Linked DNA regions of Homo sapiens: region 2 is linked to region 1. The links are chromatin contacts, found by Hi-C or POLR2A ChIA-PET in ENCODE. All regions are on one chromosome and are shown on one strand. The core of a region is the stretch at or near the end of the contact, and the rest is flanking DNA. Distances in the headings are between cores, read along the strand shown. Region 1 overlaps ATP9A (ATPase phospholipid transporting 9A (putative)). Region 2 overlaps NFATC2 (nuclear factor of activated T cells 2).

What was found. Hi-C counts contacts between places; a loop is a spot of excess contacts on that map. ChIA-PET counts read pairs that join two places held with the same protein, here RNA polymerase II (POLR2A). Pooled maps may share reads with other maps.
Region 2: a loop to region 1 is called in a pooled map, with 6 times the contacts of the local background. The contact joins two enhancer-like sites. A Hi-C loop is called at or near these places in 4 of 50 pooled maps. POLR2A ChIA-PET finds 5 or more read pairs at or near these places in 3 of 52 experiments (GM12878, SK-N-SH and activated T-cell).

What each region holds. Positions count from the first base shown.
Region 1 is chr20:51,658,422-51,665,103 of GRCh38, forward strand. The region is part of intron 13 of ATP9A (ATPase phospholipid transporting 9A (putative)); the gene reads right to left. Among named protein-coding and RNA genes, the nearest start is that of ATP9A, 110 kb to the right of the region's middle. Within about 2 kb of position 2,675, at least 8 of the 41 ENCODE cell types and tissues checked have a DNase peak (open chromatin) inside an H3K27ac peak, as active enhancers do.
Region 2 is chr20:51,478,809-51,485,490 of GRCh38, forward strand. The region is part of intron 3 of NFATC2 (nuclear factor of activated T cells 2); the gene reads right to left. Among named protein-coding and RNA genes, the nearest start is that of MIR3194, 29 kb to the left of the region's middle. Within about 2 kb of position 2,648, at least 6 of the 41 ENCODE cell types and tissues checked have a DNase peak (open chromatin) inside an H3K27ac peak, as active enhancers do.

The DNA of each region.
Region 1 (6,682 bases), core at 1,425-3,924:
GAGAAACCCGCTCAGCACCACCAACTGCAGCAGGATGGGAGATGCAGCCTGCAGCTCCGTTCCTCTGTCACACATCGGGTGCCACCTATGCTTCCTTTTTTTTTTTTTTTTTTTTGAGACATGAGTCTCACTCTGTCACCCAGGCTGGAGTGCAGTGGCATGATCTCAGCTCACTGCAATCTCCGCCTCCTGGGTTCAAGTGATTCTCCTGCCTCAGCCTCCCGAGTAGCTGGCATTACAGGCGCCCGCCACCAAGCCCTGCTAATTCTTGTATTTTTAGTAGAGATGGGGTTTCACCATGTTGGCCAGGCTGGTCTCGAACTCCTGACCTCAAGCGATCCGCCTGCCTCGGCCTCCCAAAGTGCCGGGATTACAGGTGTGAGCCACCGTGCCCGACCCCCACCTAGGCTTCCTTTGAAGAAAGGGTTCTACTGCTTTAGAATATAATGAAAATTAAGACCACTGGCGGGGGGGGGGGGGGGAAGGCTCATTGTTGAACACAAGCCAAATGCCCTCGCATCTGATCAACACCTGCCTGCATCTCCAGCTGTCCCTCATGCCATCTTCCTCCCGTTCCCTCTGCTCCAGCCATGCTGGCCTTTCTGTTCTTTGGGCACTGCCAAGCTTCTTCCTGCCTGAGGGCCTCTGCACTTGCTGTGCCCTCTGCCTGGAACCCCATCCCCCAGCTCACTGCAGGGCTGGCTTGCTCAGTCTCATCATTCAGGCCTCAATTCAACTTTACCTCCTCAAAGAGGCTCTTCCTGGGCCCCCCAGTTCATGGCACTCCACTTGCCTTCCCGTTGCAAGTCACATTTTGGCAACACCCTGTGTGTTACTCTCTTCATTGTCTAAATTGGCCTATTTACCTGACGGTTCCCTCTCATTAGACCATAGAAACAGAAGGCTCACCTGAGTGAGTTACTCATCACTGTATTCCTAGTATCCAGGGCAGTGTCTGGTATGTAACAGATATTTGCTGAACAATTAAATTAATAACTTAATAGTCCCAAGGTGGTGGTAGGGAGTCCTCAATTGACATGCATTTTTTTTCATTTTCAAGAAGTAACAACTATGAAATCGACATCAGTTTCAGATTTTAAATCACAGATTTAGACAAGGGGTCACCTACAACAGTCTTACTGAATCCACAGCCAACTGAATTGTGGAGGCTAGAAATGTGTATGGAGTTACCAGATTCTACATTCTATTAAAAACATATTTATCCAACAGGAGAGAAGTGATCTGATCCTTTAAAATGAGTCGCACTTTACACCCATGACACCCGATTGCCCAAAATAGAGAACAGATGGGTTACAAGAAACAAGAAAATGACTTTCACTTAATTTTTTAATACTATTTTTAGTATTAGCATTAGACTCCTCAGGTAATTAGACAATTACTAAATTATTCTGGTCACTGCGGGGACACAGCGCTCTGCCTTCCTGCTCTGTTAACCTCTGGTGTCAGGAGCACACGAGTTTCACTTCCAGGCCAAAGGGCACTGCATGGTAACAATAATTAGAGTAATGAATCAGAACTCCGGTTTAAATGAATCATTATTTGCCGAGTGCTTTTAATTATAAAGAATTTAACTCTAAAATTATAAAGAAAAGATTTACAGAAAGGTTCTCTATTGGAGAGACTAAATCGAGAACCCTTTTTTTAAAAAATTCTATAATTTAGGTTCTAGCCACGAACACGTGTCTTCATTTCTGTCCGCATTCCTCAGCACCTGGACCAAATCGTTATTTAACATTAGGCGCAATAACAAGACCTTTGACAAAGTAATTACTGTGGTTGGCAAGTTTCAGTATCCACGGATTTAAATGAAAAGCTGTACTGAGGGCATCCTTCATGAACTTCTGGATTTTGTAAAGCAATCTGCTTTCATATCTACAAAAGTCAAATGCTTCCACTAATATTTCAAACATGGGATAACACAGAGCCATGGGATTTTGTATTCCAGGTGAAACAATTCCCAAGCAAGGCAAAAAGAGAACCACAGACGGTCAGATGTTGACAAAGGCCTCACTCAGGAGACCATCTGACAACGAATGAATTAGAAGACTACTATGATAGCCTGACCAACATCACAGGCCACAGGTTCAATGCCTCCACCCACATATCTTTCTCTCTTAAATTAATACTTTCCCACCTTTCCTACTAAAATGTTCCAGGAAGGAGAGGAAATACTCATTGGTGCTGAAACTGCTTCTTTTAATTGTTAAATAAAGTCTCATTTGCACACCAAATGGTCATGCGCATACATCCTTAAGGCACTGAAACTGACCAGGGGCTGTGTTTGGATGATGCCTGTCTTAGGCCTGGCCTTCAAACATCCTCACATTCCCCATATGGAAGAGTTTCACATTGTACAGTGTTTATCTCTAACCTCCTCCCCATAGGCCCTTTAACCTACACACATTTCTTCTTACTTAAAAAATACCAGGGGAAAACAAAAACAGATGTGGCATCCACAGAGGCAGGTTATGACTCTTTTTGCCCTGGGGAAAAACCACTGGTCCCCTTATGGAGGGAGGGAGGGCAGAACAGCTCCACACGAGGTCAGAAGTGACTTCAGAACCAAGCACAGGTCACTATTGGGAGAGGAATTAAGATCTCCAAATACAAAGGGCCCTGACTTGGGCCCCTGGGCGGGTGTCTCGAATCCTATAAAGCCCCTGAGTCATTTATAGCATCCCAGCCAATAAATGAGACACCAAGGCAGGGAAAATAGGCTTCCCTTTCCCATTAGTAATCCACAGCTAGGGCCATTTCCTGACAAGAACTCCAGCCTGTTATTACAGAAAAGATTAATACAAAAATTAAACGTTGAGTCACCAGGAATGCCAGTTTTCTTTCCAAATGCAGTTAAAACTTCACCACATATGGGCATTCATACTATTAATGGATATTAGGAATGGGTTGCAATTGACTGAAATACACTTTTTTTTTTTTTTGAGACAGGGTCTCACTCTGTTGCCCAGGCTGGAGTGAAGAGGCATGATCACAGCTCACTGCAGCCTCAACCTTCTGGGCTCAAGTAATCCTCCCACCTCAGCCTTCTGAATACCGGGACCACAGGCGTGCACCACCATGCCCAGCTTTTTTTTTTTTTTTTTTTTTTTGGTAGAGACAAGGTCTCCCTCTTATTGCCCAGGCTGTTTTCTAACTCCCAGGCTCAAGTCAACCTCCCGCCTCGGCCTCCCAAAGTGCTGGGATTATAGGTGTGAGCCACTGCACCCAGCCAGAAATACACTATTAAAGATAAAGAATTTCTGTTATGATAACCCTAACTAACCTGCCACATCAAAAAAGCTCAGAGCTGATGACTCACTCACCTCAAAGGGCCACCATCAAAGAGACAGGCTCAGAGCTACTACCTCCAAATGAATCAGCTGAGCCACAGGCTGATTAAGTGACTAAGTAAATCCAATGTTTACTGTTTTAGAGCAGACATCATCTGCAACACAAAGTCAATAAATTTAAATGTACCCATATATCATCATCATTCTCAACTTGGATGATTTTGACCCTCATTTGGTCATGTCTGGAGACATAATTGGTTGTCACAACTGTGAGGGGACAGGGGTACTATAGAAATCTGTAGCATGCTGCTTAACCTCCTACAAGGCACAGGACAGCCTCCCATGACAAAGAATAATCCAGCCCCAATAATGAGAAGCCTGACAGCCACTGAAACTATAAATCCAGGGCTTAGGACCAGGGTGAGTTAGCGCAACTGAACTGTGCTAGCACAAGGTTGGATCTTGCCTTCATTTAAAATTTCAATATACTGTTCTTCACGAATGTTTTGCGCTTGAGTTTTTAAAATATTGCACTGCGCCAGGTGTGGTGGCTCACGCCTGTAATCCCAGCACTTTGGGGGAAGACGAGTGGATCGCCTGAGGTCGGGAGCTCGAGACCAGCCTGGCCAACAGAGTGAAACCCAGTCTCTACTAAAGATACAAAAATTAGCTGGGCGTGGTGGCAGGTGCCTGTAATCCCAGCTACTCGGCAGGCTGAGGCAGGAGAATTGCTTGAACCTGGGAGGCAGAGGTTGCAGTGAGCTGAGATCACGCCACTGCACTCCAGCCTGGTTAACAGAGCAAGACTCTGTCTCAAAAAAAAAAAAAAAATTTTTTTTCACCAAAGTATGATTTGCTTTATTTATTTTTTTTTTGGCACCCGGTTAAATTTGCTATGTGAGTTCCTCACTTGTCTTACTCTAGTCTGGACTGTGTTATGAAACCATTAAAAACCTTGACATGAGTGAAAAGAAGGAAGTTAAATAGTGTTATTCTGGCAGTGGTTCTTAACCAGGAAGGCTTCTCAGAATAACCAATAAAGATTTTTTAAAATATACACGCCGGGCACAGTGGCTCACACCTGTAATCCCAGCACTTTGGGAGGCTGAGGCGGGCGGATCACCTGAGGTCAGGAGTTCGAGATCAGCCTGGCCAACATGGTGAAACCCCGTCTCTACTAAAAATACAAAAATTAGCTGGCATGGTGGCAGGCACCTGTAATCCCAGCTACTCAGGAAGCTGAGGCAGAAGAATCGCTTGAACCCACGAGGCAGAGGTTGCAGTGAGCCAAGATCACACCACTGCACTCCAGCCTGGGCAACAAGATCGAAAACTCCATCTCAAAAAAAAACATTTTTAAAATATACATACTTAAGATCCAGACCCAAAGAATGCCGTACAGCCCAGGCATATATTTATATTTATATTTTTAAAACTTTACAGGCAATTCTGGTGGTCAACTCTAGTTAAAAAAGAAAGGAATATGATGGGTTCTCATTGAAAAGAAAACAGAGACAGAGAGAAATAAAGAACGCATCTATCCAGACACACAAAGGCAGAGCATTTGGCGTTTTGTCCACCCAGGTGTTAATACTGGTTACTGCCGAATGATATGAATACAGGTGAATTCAATGTTTTGTCTTTGTGCTTGGCCGTATGATTTATTTTTTCTGCAAAAAAAACTTTCATAAATACCAGAAAGTTTTTTCAATGAGTAAAAAATGAAGTAGGCTCCATGTCCCAGAGAAAACCACACTGACAAAAAAAATTCTTCCTCAAGAGAATGTAAACTCGGTGGCTCACACCTGTAATCCCAGCACTTTGGGAGGCTGAGGCGGGCGGATCACGAGGTCAGGAGATCAAGACCATCCTGGCTAACATGGTGAAACCCCATCTCTACCAAAAATACAAAAAATTAGCTGGGCATGGTGGTAGGCGCCTGTAATCCCAGCTACTTGGGAGGCTGAGGCAAGAGAATGGCGTGAACCCGGGAGGTGGAGCTTGCAGTGAGCGGAGATCGCGCCACTGCACTCCAGCCTGGGAAACAGAGCGAGACTCCGTCTCAGAAAAAAAAAAAAAAAAACAAGAGAACATAAACTGAACTTTGTATCTGTTTTCTGTGGATGCAGAAAGTAAGAAGAACGCTCTCTGGCAGTCAGTACTGATGAACTGAGTGCATCCTGTGTATATATGTTGTGTGTAGAAAAATAAATCACAAACTCACACGCTCATAAAAAAAACAACTCAGTAAATGAAAAATGACAGTTCACAGACCAAAGTATGTGGAATAATCCCAATTATGGTTTGAGACTGTCTTGCTCTGTCATCCAGGCTGGGTGCAGTGGCATGATCTCAGCTCACTGCAACCTCTACCTCCTGGGTTCAAGCAAGTCTCCTGCCTCAGCCTCCAGAGTAGCTGGGATTACAGGCATGAGCTACCACGCCCAGCAGGAAAAGTTTTCCAAGTACCTTCCATCTATATATATTGATCTTTGTATAAATATTGTATTGTACTACTGAACATTACAAAACAAGAAAAAAAATTCTAAAATCCTATGATAAAAATGAAAAACAGGGCTGGCTGCAGTGGCTCATGCCTGTAATCCCAGCACTTTGAGAGGCTGAGGTGGGCTAATTGCTGGAGCCCAGGAGTTCGAGACCAGCCTGGGCAAATGGTAACACCCCCTCTCTCTACAAAAAATACAAAAATTAGCCAGGTATGGTGACGCATGCCTGTGGTCCCAGCTACTTGGGAGGCTGGGGTGGGAAGATCACCTGAGCCTGAGGGGTCAAGGCTACAGTGAGCTGTGATGGCACCACTGCACCGTAGTCTGGGTAAGAGAGTATAAGACTCTGTCTCAAAAAAATAAAAATAAAAATAAATAAGAAAACAAAATGAAAAATAGCATTTCTCACACAATTAGCTAATATCTCAAAATAACATATACTTGGGGTAAGGAACACTGAGAATTATAGATTTAAACTTAAATTTCTTTTTTTTTTCCTTTTGAGAGGAGTCTCCCTCTGTCACCCAGGTTGGAGTGCAGTGACGCGATCTCAGCTCACTTCAACCTCCACCTGCCGGGTTCAAGCTATTCTTCTGCCTCAGCCTCCTGAGTAGCTGGGATTACAGGTGCCCGCCACCACCCCCGGCTAATTTTTTTTTTTTTTTTTGTATTTTTAGTAGAGACGGGGTTTCACCATGTTGGTCAGGCTGGTCTCAAACTCCTGATCTCGTGATCTGCCCGCCTCGGCCTCCCAAAGTGCTGGGATTACAGGCGTGAGCCACCACACCCAGCCTAAACTTAAATTTTAAATCATCATACCTGTTATTCAGCTACAAAGAGGAATAAAGTACATACACCTGCTACAAC
Region 2 (6,682 bases), core at 1,398-3,897, 180 kb before region 1:
AACACCAGCCATCCTCCTGTTCCCTGAACACACCAAGGTCTTTCTGACCTCAGGGCCTTTGCACAAGCCATTTTCTCCACCTAGAATCCTCTTCCACTAGCACATTTGGGTTTCAGATCTTCAGGTTTTTCCTGAACCAGATTAGATGCATTCAGTGCTAAAGCCAGCTCTTTAGGCATTACAAGAACCAATCGTTAAACCTATAGGAATTTTAAGAGCCAGTTGACACCACTTTGGTATGTACGTTTCCAGCCGTAGTGGGAATATTTACACCACAAAAATTGACAAATGCTATAGATCAGGGCTTTTTTTTTCCCCCTGGAAAACTGGATGTTAAACGTTTACTAGCACATCACTGGAATATTTACTTCATTAACATCTGAAATTTCCTTGTTTAGTTAGTTATTTGCTGAACACCTCTCTCTCCTGCCTGAACGTGAGTTTCACAGCAGTAGGGACCTTGCTATTTTGTTAGCATGGTCAATGAACATTTGTTGAATAATCTGTCACCATCAACAGTAATACAGTGCCAGGCATGGTGGCTCATGCCTGTAATCCCAGCACATTGGGAGGCCAAGGTGGGTAGATCTCTCGAGCCCAGAAGCTCAAGACAAGCGTGGACAACATGGCCTGACCCGTCTCCACCAAAAAAATGCAAAAATTAGCCAGGCATAGTGTCGCACGTCCGTAGTCTCAGCTGCTTTGTGGGGCTGAAGCGAGAGGATCAGTTGAGTCCAGGAGGTTGAGGCTACAGTGAGCCACAATCGTGCCACTGCACTCCAGCCTGGGTAGCAGAGCATGACCCTGTCTCAAACAAATAAACCAACAAAAAACAGTAATGCAGCAGTGAAAGCATCTGTTTCCCTCATGCCACACACCACACTTGATGTTTTACACATCTCACAACAATTCCACGTAAGATGGGCTCACTGCTACCCACATTTTACAGGTGAGGAAACTGAGGCTGCTAAGGTCTGGCAACTTGTCCCAGTCAACACAGTGAGCATAGGGCAGAGCCAGGCTCCAAACTCCAGCCTCTCAGGCTCCGAACCCACCCGCTTCCCTGCCACCCTCTCTCTGTCCTCAGCGCTTGGTGGATTCCACTCTGCTCTCTGATTACTACAGGTCAGAAAGGGCAGGTCCTCAAAGGCAAAATAAGCAAGTGCTAAGGTGCAACATCAAGAATGTGCTTCCTGGGGCCAGGCGCGGTGGCTCGTGCCTGTAATCCCAGCACTTTGGGAGGCTGAGGTGGGCAGATCACTTGACGTCAGGAGTTCAAGACCAGCCCGGGCAACATGGTGAAACCCCGTCTCTGTGAAAAATACAAAAATTAGCCAGGTATGGTGGCACGTGCCTGTAATCCCAGCTACTCAGGAGACCAAGGCAGGAGAATCACTTGAACCCGGGGGTTGGAGGTGGCAGTGAGCCGATATTGCACCACTGCACTCCCGCCTGGGTCACAAAGCAAGACTCTGTCTCAAAAAAAATAGAATGTGCTTCCTGCCGCACAGGAGAGAGAGTGGGGCAGGAAGGAGGGAGAAAAGAAGGGGCACAGAGGGAGATGGAGGGAGAGAAACAAACAGCAACCTAAACAAACAAAAACGGTAGTTCCTTGAGAGAAAAACCTCTTTAGGAAAGCCAAGAATGGCCTCTCTGAGTTGAAGAGCAGCCTCTGGGTTGAGCTGGGCTGGCTTATACAATGTGAGCAGATAGAATCCACCTGGCACTGGTGAGGGTCCCTTCCCCGCCTCCCCGGGTAACACCAGAAAGCAGTGTGGTATAGCTGAAAGCACAAAGTTTTTCACTTTGGGTCAGACATATCTGAATTTCGATGCCAGCTCTGCTTCTTGATGGCTGTGTGACTGTGAGCAATCGCTCCACCCCTGAGTTTCCATATGCTCAGATAAAAAGGAGACATCACCCCCCACCCTGCAGGCCTCTTCTGAAAGGCGAAATAAGGTGACCTTTGTTGGGCACCAAAGCACAGCACACGGTAGGTACCCATGAAACGAGAACTTTCCTTGTCATCGGAGGATGACGCAAATCGAAACAGGGAGGTGATATTACAGAACTGAATGGAAGGGTGAAGAATGAATGTGAACAAAGTGAGAACCAACGTGAAGGCCTCCCATATGGGAAAGCCCAGGCACTAATTGCAGTCTTCTCAGTGGGCTGGCTCAACAGTTGCCGGCTTGGAGTGTCAGAGGAAAGAGGGGCCAGGTGAAGAAACCTCACCATCTTTCATGAAAGGAATACTTCCCGTCCACCCTCCATCCTCCCCTCCTACAAAAGGTACAGAATGTGCCCAGAATCCCAACTGCTCAGCTGCCTCATTCTGGAAGAGCCTTCCTCGCCAGGTCCCTGGAGGTTTGATGAGAAGAACAGATAGCCATTTACTTGCTTCTCCAAAAACTCAGTGATTTGGGTTTTGCAAATAGAACTTGATGTTTTGAGATGACATGATCTACCCTTCAGGTTCCAAACTCCCCACCATCCCCATTTTCGGGAGACCTCGGTCAGGAGGCTTTGGGGCGGCCTTTTCAGGCTTCTCCAAAGGTGAGGTCTTCTCGGTGGCCTGGACCAGCCGGATCACACTCCAGGCACAGCAGACACATTCTGCAATACAGGAGCTCCACGTCACTGGCCTCCCGAGCAAAGGAAACGCCACTTCCTGCAGCCAAGGTGAGAGCGAAAGTTTTCTGCTTCTTGTAATTTCCCAGGCAGTTGAAAAGGTTCCAGGAAGAAGCAGTGCTTCTAGTGCACACCGTGAAGGGCTGAATGCACGGGAGGGGAGTGTCTGTGGCGTCTGCGGGGGTGGGGGCCCAGGCTGCAGCTTGGTGCGACTTCCATCCACCAACCTTCCCATCAAAGGGACCCAAGAAGCCAACTGCAGGCTTGGGGGCATCATTCTATTAATAATCCACTCTGTCCCCTTGTCAACTCAGCTACTTGAAAAACCGGATCTGAGGAATGACGTGTGATTTAGACATCCCGCCACAGTTAGCTATATAAATGACGCCATCCAACCTCATCACAAGGAAAACTTTGCACCCTCCATAGGTGAAGACCTTTCTACACAGTGTATTGGGATCGCTTGCAAACATAGCTAATGTAATCTCCATAACAATGCTCAGAGAAGAGCAGTGTTATCCCATTTTTAGATGAGAACGGTGAGGCTCAACCAGGTTAACTAACTTGCTCACTATCCTACAGGTCATAAGTGATCAGGTGGCAACAGCCTCCACTGGCCCTGTTTGTTTCTTCTGTTGTATGGCTGATTCCTGATTCAGAAAAAGGCAAAATCCCCCCACCCCCAGCCCCCCAAGTCTGGCCTATGCATTTTAAGACAGGCAAATCCACCCCACCAGCTCAGCAATAAGAACCCAGAGACACACAAACATGGCCTCCACGTGTCAAAGACCCTCAGCGTCAAAGAGAAAGTTATTCAGACTCACCCCTGCCTGCCACCAAATTCAAGATCTGCCTATTTTTAGTGGCAACTTAACTGTCCTGATACAAAGATAAAAAGGCATCAATATCTGTTGATTCTTGCTGTTCCTTTTTTTTTTTGGTGTAAAGTACTAAGAGCTCACTCATTGCAGGAAAAAATAGACAAGATAAATCACAAAAAGAATACCCCTTGAAAATAAGTAAGCATTTGAGTGTACATCCTTCCAAACTTTTCTTTCATTCCAAACTGTTTTATTATTCATTTTATTTTTCCTCTTAATTGACAAATAACAATTTTATATATTTATGGGGTACAATATGTGATGCTTTAATATGTGTTTACATTGTGGAATGATTAAATCAAGCTAATTAACACATCCATCACCTCACATACTTATTGTTTGGTGGTAAAAACACTTCAGATCTACTCTTAGCACTTTTGAAATATAGACAATGATTATTTACTATAGTCACCATTCTGTACAAGAGATCACTAAAGCTTATCCCCCTAACTGAAGTTATCTACGCTTTCAGACTTTTCTTCCAGGCACACAGATCAACATATTGGCATTCGAGTTTATGTACTGTCTCCATTGACTAAGATGGTCATGTCCTCTTGTCATTGAATCTTGCTTTATGAGAATCTCAAAGAACTACATGGCACATCCCAGGGTTCGGACTAGCCCAAGGCCAGTGAGGTCCCCAGGACACGCGATCTGAGGGGGCATTCACTATCAAGGTCCAGCAAATGCAAGGTGGGCTCCTGAGAGTGAGCCCCACTCTACATTTGGCCCCCTGGTGCCTCTCTTCCCGCAACCCAGCCCCAGCCCTTGCGTGCCCGTTCTGCCTGTGGATCCCTGCAGCCAGGTGCGCATTTAGATGGTTCCCAACTTTCCCCCATTACAAACACTGCAATAAGAACCCTTGCAAGTGGCACGTCTCTGAAAACGACTCTGCTATCAACTCTGCTCAGGGCTTTTTAAATACTCTCAGTTGGACGATTCCAATCCAAAATGTGAGACTGATTTTCAAAATGGCAACGGGCCAAACAGTTTTGAATTTTACTAAAATAAAACATTAACGATGTTAAGTAGCATTTTGTTGAATTTGAAATATTAGGAAATTGCTATCATCCTCAAAGATTTCACTCTGAAAGAAAGAAAAAGCCCAGGGTGGGGGAGAAGGCCGAGCGGGAGGGTACCGGGGAAGAGGACTGCAATTCCCCATGGCCATGCAGCACATGGGGAGAAAATTTTTACAAACACACATGGATCCCAATTCAGTATCTATTTTGGGGTGCTAAAGTTGCAGCACGTACCTGCCATCCTAACCCCACCTTCCACCCTCTCCCCCCCACCACACACACACACACAGACACACACACAAGCAGACCAGGCACACTTCGTCCATGACTTGACTCTCACCCATTCCAACAAGCCATGACTGTGTGTTAATCACTTCAATAACAACCCTAACTCTTGGTAACTCTCTCTGCCTCCATCCCATATTAGATCCATCTCAAAGCCCTGTCAATTCCATTCCCTAAATCCCACTCAAATTTGCCACCTGTGACTCTCCATCACTTCCACTCTAGTGCCCTGGTCAAAGAGGGGGCCCAGTCTCCTTACCCACCCCTCTCCCTCCACCTACACACAGTCTTCTTCACATAGCAGTCCAGCTAGAAAGATCCTTAAAATGGTAAGTTAGAGCTTTTGCCACCTCTGCTAAAATCGCCCCAACAGCAAACATCTTCCTTGCATCAAAAAGCCCGAGTCCTTACCATGACTCAGAAGATCCCATATGATCTGGCCCTGCTTCTCCATCTCCCACCCACCCTTCTTCCCTCCCTGCTGCCCCCCATGACAGCCACACTGGCCTTGTCACCCTCAAGAGAGCCAGACACCCACCAGGCAGGTGCCCGTCCCTGCATCCCAACACTTATCATGCCCTCAGCTTGAAATGCTCTCCCTCCATGACCTGCAGGGCTCACCCCACTCTTCATTGGAACCTGTCCTCAGGTGACCTCTCATCAGAGAAGCCTTCCCAGACAGCCGCACCCCAATGTGACACCCCACGCCCTTCCCACTGTCCCTCCACACACCCTGCCTTAAGTTGCATCATCCACCTGACGCTTCCCTCCACCTGACCCCACATGTGATAGTTATTTGCTCTTTGCTGCCTCCCCACTAGAATGTCAGTCCCGTGGGGGCAGCACCCCATCTTTCCTGTTCATGGTGCAGCCTCAATGCCTAGAGCACCACACAGGTGTCCAACGAGCGAGCAAGGCTAGAAGGAAGAGTCTGTGACATCATGGGAGGGGCCGGAGCAGCTGCAGTCTCTCCAGACCTACGCCTCTCCCATGACAAAGAGCTGTTATACGCCCACACCGGCTTCTCTCCAGCTTGGGCAATTCTCCTCCCGGCCCACAGCGACCATTGTGTCACAGAGCCTTGTCCTGCTCGGTGTGGGCACGACTCAGCTGGTTGGACAACTGGTACCTGGGCTGCCCTGTTCCGAACAGAGGTGACAGCATCTCCAGGTATGATGAAGAAGGAGCCCTGCGCCTGCTTTCTGACCCAGCTGGGATCCCACTGGCTGGATGTGTCTTCAGTCCTGCAGGAGGCCACTGTGATCAGCCGCCCTGCTGATAGTGGCACATTTTGAAATTACACAGGGAACCATAAAAAGAATTAGACATTCTGGACAGGCTTGAAAACCAAACAAGTCAGGCTCTCTCAGTGTTCTAAATTAAGAATCAAGTCATTCTATATTTCTCACATCACTGAAAATTAAAAACAGACATATCTACCGCATAGCAAGCACGCTCACTCAAGAGAGACTTGATGGCCCGAAACATGCTAGATTTGTTTCCAATTACCATGTCCACATTTGAAACCCTGAGGAAGCCCTAGAAACCAGTGTGGAGAGATCAGAGACAAGGCACATTAGCCTAACAGGACTCAGGACCAAACGCTGCACCCCAGCCCCCTCTACTCATGGTCCCCCATGGGGTCTTTAAATAAAAAACCTGGATCATTTTGTCCCTTCCTTTGGGGGCTGGAGGCATGAACCTTCCCTTCTCTGCTCTCAGCTGCCCCTCTCCACTCTCAGCTTCCAGCTTCTGGTCCCCTGGACAGAGATGTCAACCCAGCCACGGGCTCCCTACCAACATTCCCGTCCCCACCATCATATAGGAGCTGGGTCTGGAAGTATGGGATTAAAATATGCAAGC